2 separate regions of the Homo sapiens genome follow, and region 2 is linked to region 1. Evidence: read pairs that join two places in POLR2A ChIA-PET (ENCODE). Cell type or tissue: Panc1. All regions are shown on one strand. Links, peaks and the distances in the headings refer to the core of each region. The heading gives the core; the rest is flanking DNA.

What was found. ChIA-PET counts read pairs that join two places held together with the same protein. Peaks named below come from ENCODE experiments on the same cell type or tissue, not always from the same donor. Only the 100,000 strongest peaks of a DNase experiment are listed, where the experiment ranks them.
Region 2: POLR2A ChIA-PET joins it to region 1 with 5 read pairs; 3 of 35 experiments call an interaction of 5 or more read pairs at or near these places.

Annotation. Positions count from the first base shown.
Region 1 is chr2:191,169,375-191,174,756 of GRCh38, reverse strand. It overlaps the pseudogene HMGB1P27. Among named protein-coding and RNA genes, the nearest start is that of STAT4, 21 kb to the right of the region's middle. In Panc1, for the core only: no CTCF peak of the experiment used is centred there; a DNase peak (open chromatin) is centred at 2,625; H3K27ac peaks cover 3,971 bases.
Region 2 is chr2:191,538,402-191,543,783 of GRCh38, reverse strand. The region is part of intron 2 of LOC107985833 (a long non-coding RNA gene); the gene reads right to left. Among named protein-coding and RNA genes, the nearest start is that of NABP1, 140 kb to the left of the region's middle. RefSeq lists a silencer at 2,062-2,224. In Panc1, for the core only: CTCF peaks have their summits at 4,324 and 4,528 (motif pointing left); no DNase peak of the experiment used is centred there.

The DNA.
Region 1 (5,382 bases), core at 248-5,247:
ATGGCTCGCTTTTTTGCTGTATCAGGCTTTTCTTTAGCTCGGTATGCAGCAATATCCTTTTCGCATATTTCCTTCAGCTTAGCAGCCTTCTTTTCATAAGGCTGCTTGCCATCTGCAGCAGTGTTATTAACATCTCTCCCAGTTTCTTTGCTATGTCATCAATGGGTAGGCCAGGATATTCTCCTTTGATCTTGGTGATACTCAGAACAGAACAAGAAAAAGCCCAAAAGAGGCCTCTTGGGTGCACTGGTTTCCTTAAACTCCTCTTTTGTTTCCCCTTTAGGAGGGATTAGGTTTTCATTTGTCTTTCATAACAGGTTTTGTCTGCCTTTGCCATGTCTTCAAATTTTCCTTTCTCTTTAGCAGAAATGGCCTTCCACCTCCCTGAGCACTCCTGAGACAACTCTGAGAAGCTGACCGAAGGAGCTGGATGCTGCTTCTTGTGCTTCCTCCCAGCAAGTCTATACAGAGAATGCATATGATGACATGTTGCCCCATGGCCTCTTAGGATCTCCTTTGCGCATGTTTAGTAATTTTTCCTTAGCCACCAACAGAGTGGCCCAGTGCTTATCAATTCTCACTTTCCCCAGCACTATTTCTATGGAGCTCAATGTACTGCAATAGCCATGACAGTGGGAGCCAGATGCTGCCTCTCATTAGATTCTCTTTATTGGAAATTTGAACAGAAAAATATGGAACGAACTTTATAATGAACAGTGGAATGGGAAGTGAGAGAATTTCAAGGGAATGAAAGCTATGGAAAGTCAAAGGCATGTGTCATCTTGAGTTACCAGGGGGCAGAAGAAGTTGGTCATTATAGAGAGGAGAATGGAACTGATGTGTAGAACGAAGCTGATAACATAAAAAAGCAAGAGACAAAAGACAGGTATAGAATGTCTCAGAGAAAAACAGAAATAGAAAAAATAGAGGCAGAGAAAGAGACCGAGAGAGAAGCAGACAGATGAAGAGATAGAGGTAGATAGAAACCTCACTCAGAACTGCCACCATCAGCTTAATCCCCCAAACTAGAAACCTCTGCAGACATCTCCCTTATCACCCACATCCAATGTTGTCAATTCTACCTTCCAAAGATGTCTTTAAGGGCTGGGCACGGTGGCTTATGCCTGTAATCCCAGCACTTTGGGAGGCTGAGGCAGGAGGATCACCTGAGTTCAGGAGCTCAAGACCAGCCTGGCCAACATGGTAAAACCCCATCGCTACTAAAAACACAAAAAATTAGCTGGGCGTGGTGGCAAGCACCTATAATTCCAGCTACTCAGGAGGCTGAGGCAGGAGAATAGCTTGAACCTGGCAGGAGGCAGAGATTGCAGTGAGCCACTCTGGCAGGAAGCAGAGGTTGCAGTGAGATTGAGCCACTGCACTCCAGCCTGTGAGACAGAGACTCCATCTCAAAAAAAAAAAGAAAAAAAAATTTCTAAGATGTGATTTTTTTTTTTTTTAAGTCCTGCTGTCACTGCCGTCCAGATCTTCATAAGTACTTGCTGGGACTATGGCAAAAACCTCACAACTGGTCTCTCCCTACCCCAGTCTATTTCCAGCACTGTTGCAGATCACACTATCTTACACTTTGGTGGCCACGTCTTCGGGCCTGGCGAAACCTGCCTCATCTCCTCTCCTGTGAGTGCTAGGTTCCTCCAGATCCCATTCTTCTGCCACAGCAAATCAGGCCCTGACCTTTGTAAATGGGATTCCCTTGGCTTTCTCTTCTGCATTTGGCAATCTTCCATCCTGCCTTCAAAATCTGGCTCAAAAATACCTCAGTAATGCCTTTTCACCTCTTTCAGGCAGAGTTATCTTATAACAAAGTTCCTACCTTTCCCATTATACCGTGAGCTTTTTTTTTAGTTATCTCAGAATTCCCAGGACACAGCAAATGTGCGTTGTCTTGAACTAAATTTGTGGAATTTCAGGTAATGAGGGAGCCAGGACACTGCTGGGTGGGTGGGCCAGCTCTTATGATTCTGCCCCAACCCAGAGCCAGCCCCTAGATTTTCAGGTTTTTGTCTTCATCCACGTTTATCCCCACAGATCCTCTGAAAGCTCCAAACAAAATTTTCCCCACAGCTCCATGGTAACCTCAGCAGAGGCTCCTGGAGGTGACAGTTCTGGGATGCAAAGAAGGGCGAATGAAGTGGGGCAGCTATTTGTCCATGTGAGTATTTGGACTTCCTTGATACACATAAGAGCAATTTCCTTCCTTTTTGCTTTGAATCCTAAGAAAATGCCTCAATAAAAAATACTTAGGGGAGCACATGAATTAACTCACTTTCCATCACCTGAACCACTTAGCGCTTCCAACAAAGCTTTGGGGGGAAATCTGTATTTAATCAATGTTGAAACAATCACTCTGATGCAGAAATGCACACAAAAAGAGGACCAGCTTTTATTTTGCGTACTGTATTCCTTTTGACAGTGATGACTAATGGAGTAAGATTTTTGTTCACTAGAAGAAGCTCAGTAGCATGTATCAGGGCAATTAACTTGGAAATCTGTGAATAAGCATGATTCAGGGGCCTATTGAACATCAACTTGCAGACTCTTATGAATCCTGGTTGCTTCCATTGGCTGAAAAAATACTGTAAAATCTTGAATTTTGCAGTAAAAAAAATTCATTTTGGTTGTGACTCCTACTTGAGTCACATGGTATCAGATGGAAAATGAGTAGGAAGGAGAGGATCGCTGCCAACTAAAAGGAGAGAGGCTAGTCTGGACAGAGCATTTTGTGGGACACAGATTTGATTGTAAGCCAACTATTTTAAAAATCCTCATTCTTGCAAGCTAGCACATGACCTCTTTCCTAAGGGTGAGGAGATTCCAGAGGTACATATTTGCCATCTGGAGTGGATGCAAATTCTAGTGCAATTCATCTAGAAACCTGCATCATTGAAATTAATCATCATGTTGAACAAGGAGAGCATGCTGGGGCAGGGAGGTCAGTTTCACTTGATAAGAATAGAATGCACATTCTAGCTGGGAATGTGCTGACATTCATTGCATTCAGGAAAATTCTACACAAAGCCTCTCTCTCTGGAGAGGATTCCTGAGAAAGAGAAGGGCTCACTGTGTGGCATAGAAATGAGAACCCCCTCAAAGCCCTGGCTTTTGAAGGTATCCAGAATCACAGTGATTCAATGCCATTGGATACTGCTCTTTTTCTTCCTGGGAGGGAAACATCAGTCCATCAGTTCAAACCCTACAGGGTTTTCTGTGTTTGTCCTAATCATGTTAGAAGCAGAACGCCTAGTTAGTAATCAAGCACCAGTTGGAGCTGTTTCCTACCAAACGTATGGTTTTGATTTTGAAGCCCTCCATTCATTGTTCTTTAGCACTGTGAAGGGCTTGTAACCAGCTAACTGCTTCTCCTACTTTGGTCTGGGGAACTAAATGCAAATCTGGCTGATACTTCAGATGGGCTAGGGCCAAATTTTGTTGGTTTTTGTTAATGCTGTTACTTATTTTTGAAAGAGGTGTGGACAAAAAAAAAAGGGCAAAAGTTGGAATGGTATTTGAAGTTTGCTCGTGGTGTTTTAGGGAAACAGGAACATATCACTATAAAAGACATTTCCTTCAATATGGGTAAGAGTTCCTCATTGATTCAACTGAGCTCTTGAAATCTGAAATGTTTAGGGAGCAGTAGAAATTTGATAAGGGATCATAGACTCAAGGGGATGAGAGAAGATTTGAAAAGTCATCGAATATAACTCCTTGATTTAGTAAAACCATAATTCGTAGTTTTCCTCTGATGAGTCACGGCCAGGAAGTAGATATTGTAGATGAGTCTGGGTCCTTGCACTTCTCAGCTTCTGTCATTTACAAATTCTACTTTGATGTCTCTGAAGATGACATCTGAATGTGCATGTGCAGAAGAAGTGGCATTGAATAGAACTGGTTTAAAATCCCTAATTTGCTACTTAATTGCTGTTTGAATTTGCATAAGTTATTGAACCCTCTAACCCTCAATTTCCTCATCTATAATATGGGATAATAATAACTACGCTGCAGGGATCATTTTAAAACTAAATTAGATAATGCCGTATGATATCTATATCTATATTCCTACTTTCCACCATACACAGCACTAATTTTTAAAATAAAATTAAAACAAAAATATAATCTATAATATTTGAATGTAAACTTAAGATAATGGATGCTGTTTTGCTGAAATTAAATGCATTTACACAGTGAATTTGAAAGTTTGTTTGAGTTTAGTAAGCCAGTAACATCAAATTCCACTGTGTAAGTGTCCTGGAATTTAATCAGAACCCAGAGATCTCTCAGCCTGTTTGCCATTATTTGCCATCGCATAATGGGTTGCCAGGTGCAATTTCACCTCTGTCTGAGACCATTGCTTGGATCAAAGAGGGCTCTTGTTTATCCAGCTCCCTATGAGACCAGGCAGGGCCAGTGGTGACCCTCCAAGCTGAGCTCAGCCAGAGGGAACCTGTGTCTTGGTGCTCAGTTCTGAACAGTCTCATAGACCCCCATACTTGAGTGGGCTTAGGGACCCATACCCTTCTAAAATCCACTGAGAAATCCTCAACAGAGGAGTTATGTGTTAACTTTATCTTTTAGAGGAATCATGTTGGCAGCAGCTTGAGGATAGGCTGGAGTGGCTAAGAATGACAAGGGAGTGGCAATTGAATCGTAGAAATACTTCAAACTCAGGCACCTCGCATTTAAAACACCACAGCACTTCCACGCATCACCAGCTTTACCTGCTTCTATTTTCCAGTATGAAGCTTCTGCTCCTGCCAATATGTTCTGTTTGACCTTCCCTGAATACACACTGGGTTTCCCTGCCTATTCAGCCCGTACTTATGTCTTTCTCTTCACTTATATATTCCTCTAGTCCTTATCAAAAATCCTAACCGTTCTTTTAGGGTCCATCTTCTTCACTCAGTCTTTCTTAGTTTGTTCAAATTACCTAATATGATTCATAAATTACCTTGTATTGAGGTATTTATGTTCCATACTGTGACTTGTCTCTTCCAGCAATTGGGTTCAAATGTGATGGCAGGCACACCTCTTGCACAAGCTGGTATTTTACCTGATTTTAACCTATGATGGCTCATTGTTCAATGTTGGCACTCTATAACTTGCTGAATAAATAGATGACTAAATAAACCACCCATTGACTCATCTTATAGGCACCCCTATATAGCTGTAAGGGAATTATTTAGTAACTGCTTAAAATGTATCTAAATTGGATGTTTTACATTAGGTTCATAAGTGAAAAGCAAGCTTGTCAGAGATCTTCAAATGAAGCTTATTTAATGAGTTATTTTTTAAAATCCTATACAACAATGGAAAACCACAGTAAGTGGGTGTGATGGTAGTTCAAGAGTAACATTTTACTGATTT
Region 2 (5,382 bases), core at 199-5,198, 370 kb before region 1:
AACTTATTTATTTTTGCCTTCTCTAGATTATTTCATCATTTTGAGCAAAAGCAAAAACAGATTTATGTGTCAATTTTGGAAGGGAAATTTACTTCTTTCAGGCCCTTTTTTGATGTTAAAAAAAAAAGTAGAAATGCATCCCAACTTTTTACAATTTGGCAATAATACTTTATCTTGAATGCTTACCTTCTAAATTACTGGTTTCTTCTCAGGACACTGTAGGTCCTGGGCAAAATAACGAGAAATACTGAATAGCTGTAAAAGCGTAAATGTCAATCAAGCTAGCAAAGCACAAAGGGTGAGCACCTAGGAAGAGGGGCCTTTAATTTACAAGGTACTTTCTAAAAAAATAAATGTCATGAAAAGATATTTTATCTATCACACTGAGTTTCCTAATCAGAGAGATAATTTGATCTCAAGAGAAGTAGGAGGAAACTGCTGGCCTCTAGAGTTTCATGAAAAGCAATAAGTAATCAACTCAAAATGAAGAAAAGCAAGTTTTCTATTTTATGTCTTATTTCGGTACCCTTTGCTATATGTAGTTTAATGATTAAAATCTATGTAGGCCAGGTGTGGTGGCTCACACCTGTAATCCTACCTAGCTCTTTGGGAGGCTGAGGTGGGTGGACTGCTTGAGCCCAGGAGTTTGAGACCAACCTGGGCCACATGATGAAACCCTGTCTCTGCAAAAAATACAAAAAAATAGCCAAGTGTGGTCGCAGGTGCCTGTAGTCTTGGCTACTCAGGAGACTAAGGTGGGAGGATCACCTGAGCCCAGGAGGTCGAGGCTGCAGTGAGCCATGATCTCACCACTGCACCCCACATGGGGCAACAGAGTGAGACCCTGTCTCAAAAAAAAAAAAAAAGAGAGACCTATGTAATGAGTCTATAGTTGTAATTACAGTAATTTCTCATTAGTCTATCAGTTGATGACATGCCATGGAAGAGCTGAAGCAAGTGGTAGACTGCAAGTTGCTGTAAAAATAGTATAAAGCCTTCGATGGAAGCAGGCAGAAGGAGAGTGTCATGGCTGGAAAAAGGACCTGAAATCATATTATTATGGAGCACAAACCATTAGAAAGAGATTGTTATTTTTTAAATATTTTGCTTGCAGTTGCAGGACAAAAATATGCAGACTGAGCTACATATGGTTCTTAAAGACATTAGGTAACTATTGCTTTCATTTTATTTTATTTTTGGGATGGAGTCTCGCTCTGTTGCCCAGGCTGGAGGGCAGTGGCAACATCTCAGCTCACTGCAACCTTCGCCTCCCAGGTTCAAGCAATTCTCCTGCTGTTAGCCTAATGAGCAGCTGGGATTACAGGTGCGCACCACCACACCTGGCTAACTTCTGTATTTTTAGTAGAGACGGGGTTTCACCACGTTGCCCAGGCTGGTCTCAAACTCCTGACTTCAGGTGATCCACCCGCCTCAGCCTCCCAAAGTGTTGGGATTACAGGAGTGAGCCACTGTGCCTGACCAGGTAACTATTGCTTTCAAAGTTTCTTCCAAGTATTTTAGTAAGATATGACTTAAAGATCACTGCTGGAATTTCCAGAGAGGGGAAAAAATTTCCACCCCCCAGGTCAGGTCCTGCCCCCTGCACTTACTGCTGCAAAGGAGTAGTGGATCTCACGAATGAACTTGGGAAAAAGACCCAGTCATGCTCAGCACTGCACTTTTCAGCCTTTGGAAGCAGCCCTCATTTTGCTGCCTCCTACTTGGATATTTTGTGGGCCTCCAGCCTGCTTGATGGGGATGAGAAAGAGTAATTCAAGTAAGAAAATATTGGGGAACCCATTGAGCAACAGATCTACACTTTGTTTACTGGTCAGCATTCTCTGTACAGGAGGAAGCCTGGAGGGATAAGAAAAAGAGTAGGTTTTAGGCCTGAGGAATATGAGAGGTCGTGATTTGAACCTGACCTTCCAGGACTTTCTAAAATTACATGTGTCTGGCCAGGCGTGGTGGCTCATGCCTGTAATCCCAGCACTTTGGGAGGCTGAGGCTGGCAGATCACCTGAGGTCAGGAGTTCAAGACCAGCCTGGCCAACATGGCGAAACCCTGTCTCTATTAAAGATACAAAAATTAGCTAGGCGTGGTGGCATGCACCTGTAGTCCCAGCTACTCAGGAGGCTGAGGCAGGAGAATCACTTGAACCCAGGAGGCAGAGGTTGCAGTGAGCTGAGATCACACCACTGCACTCCAGCCTGGGCAACAGAGCGAGACTCCATCTCAAATAAAATAAAATAAAATAAGATAAAATAAAATTACATGTGTCAAGGTGGGGAGTTAGAGCATATTTTATCTACCAAGTTGTAGACCTGATACTGATTTTGTAACATGTAGTCATATGGTACGTGGGCCGCCCGTTGTTCTCTTGCCCTGGACCCTGCACGTTAGGAGCAAGGCTGCTGCTCTGGTCCCTCACCAGTGGGCACTTGGAGATCATTTCCTTGTATCAGACCCCTCTTTAGTCACTGCAGCATATTCTCTGTGTCTGCAGGTGCTCACAGTTCAGATTTTATCTACAGTCTTCATCAACTGTATTCGCTTTCCTCTAATGCCCGTCATAAATGCCCTGTGCTTATCACTTATTGTGGATTTTTATATGTCCAGGGGTTTAGAGCTTAGCACTTCGAGTTTTTTGTTTTTTGTTTTGTTTTTTTTTTTTTGGTTTTGGGGTTTTTTTGTTTTTGTTTTTGTTTTGTTTTGTTTTGTTTTTGGCGTGGGGGTTCTTCCTATATTCTGCTCAGTCTTCTTAGTCAGAAGTGCAATTTCCAAATTGAGGATAAGTCTCCAAAGTCACAGAGACATGTTCTGTGTAGCACTATCAGCTGCCCCTGTAGGCTGAGGCAGGCTGTGCTTTATAGTGAAACCACTTCACACCTATTCCCTGGCCCTCAGCCACCCACAGTGCTGTGGGATGGCAGCGGAGACCCTAGCTACCCATGCCTGGAGATCAGGGAAGGAGGAAGAATTTAAGCTGAGAATTGCAGGAATTTCTCTATATGTTGGGGAGTCCTCAGATTATATCCAAAACACATGAGGCACTAGACAGATTCATTATAAGCACAAGCAGAAAAAAAAGTCACATATGAATTTGCACTAAGGCAGCATTCGGTGGCTCACTCCTGTAGTCCTAGCACTTCGGGAGGCCAAGGCAGGTGGATCATCTGAGCTCTGGAGACCTGCCTGGGCCACATGGGGAAACCCCATCTTTACAAAAAAATACAAAAAATTAGCCGGGCATAGTGGTGCATGCCTGTAGTCCCCACCACTCAGGAAGCTGAAGTGGGAGAATGACCTGAGCCCTGGAGGTCAAGGCTGTAGTGAGCCGAGATCAGACCGCTGAACTCCAGCCTGGGCAATGGTGTGAGACCCTGTCTCAAATAAATAAATAAAATTTACACTAGGGAACCTTACATATAGCCAAAGATTTTAATATGTGGTACAGAGTTGTAAGCTCTCTCTCTGAGTGCTGGCTCCTACATAGCAGAGAGAGTGAAGATACATTAATCGATAAAGCACTGAAAAACAAGAAATGATTTGTTCCTAGCAACATCCCTGTGGCTATGTCATATTCTTGGTGATAAAGATGATTCACTAAGAGATTCAGTTAGAGACAAGACAATTGTGGAATGAGGATTATGGTGGCACTCACACATTTTGCATCCCCCAGTCCCTGCATAACCCAGAAAGAAGATAGTCCTGTTTCTAAATCTGTATGCAAATTTTTCCTCCATGGAAGTATAATATCTGAAAGCAAAATTGGTCCATTGAGTTAATCACTAAATAGGGCACTTCAGTGTGCTCTAGTTCTGACATCTAATCAGCAATACAGCTGCATTTAAATACTGAAGACTTAAAGGTTTTTGGCTTCTGAAGCAAAGGATTTTCTAGGTAATCTTGCCTATAAGGTCCTTGACTTGTGCCGTCAAATGCTGCCAACTGTGATTTGCAGGAAATCAGGAAATAACAGTGCGGTCTGTTTTTCTCCTGTGTACTGTGTAAGGTTGGGAGTTTTTCATTATAATTACCATTTGCTAGTGAAAAGCTCATTTCTCAATTTTACTGTTGACTGGATAGAAACCAAATTTGCCAGAGATATGTGTGCACGTCCTCCTCTCCTCCACAATGAACTCCAACACCAGTCAAGGCACAGTGTCACATGCGGTCCTTAGAACAAGTCAGGAGCTTCTGCTCAAAAACCTCCAGGACTTGAGCTTAGGCCAAGATTTTGCTTCTTTTTTTTTTTTTTTTTTTTTTTGGTAATCTCTTTGTTCTCTGAACAGAAAGAATCTAACAGAGCAAAAACCAAAATTTGAAATTATGCTAAAATAAAAATGCTTGTAGGTTATTGCAGTGTAGATTATGCAAAAAAAGAATCATTAGGATAGGGCAATCAGCTTCCATTAAATAAGCCTAAAAGCAGCAGCTTGGGGGATAAAAAAGAAAAAAAAAAGAAGAAAAGAAAAAAGAAAAAGACACACTGAGACATTGCCTTCGGTGCCCCCTGCTGGAACAACGGTAATTATGCTTGTTAGAATATTTAGCATAATTAGTCTTTAGCTGCCCATTTCAGTTTTGCTCAAGATATAAATGTCAAGTCAAAGCTATTAAAAACCATATTCTTGAGAAACAGATACTCAGAAGGAGAATTGCCCAGGTAGCAAATGCTCTGTTGGAAATCACAAATGCCACTGAATATTTGTATTGTTGTGCTGGCTGGATGCACTAATTACTATAATTTTTTTATAGCATATGAACTCTAGGCTGTTTGATAGCCACAATAAAATTAATTTTATGTTAATTAGCCTCCCATTCAAGTGAAAACTAAAGTCACAAACTGCCCTGCCCTTCCTTCATGTGGGCTATTTCCTCTCAGGAGGCTGGTCAGTGTACCCTAGGTCTGTTTCCTACTAAACGGCAGGGTTCCCTTGGCCCTGAGCTACTGTAAACCAGGAATGGGATTTACTGTCTATCAACTCAGAGAAAAATAGATCCCCTCCCCAACCAGTCCCCCAGGCAGCGTGAGTGTCACTGGCTAGGCTCAACAGAAAGCGCGGTCTGGTGTCACCAGCTGAGCAGACGACCCTTGTGCCTGTTTTGCATTTATCATGGTTGCTTCCCTTGGGGACAATAAGAAGAGTGAGGCAAAAGTCCCCCTCCCCTAGCAAGGAGACTGTCATTGCCCTATCAGCTTCCAGAGCAGCTTTTATCTGAGACTAGTGCTGGGAATAGAGACTCACAGGCTGGATGAAGAAAACTGCCTGGGGAAGGGGATCCCTCCTCCAGGCAGTGCTGGCAAGAGGCTCCCTATGATGGCACCTACTGTGGATGAGGTACAGGGTTTTTAGACTCACAGCAGCTCCAAGGGC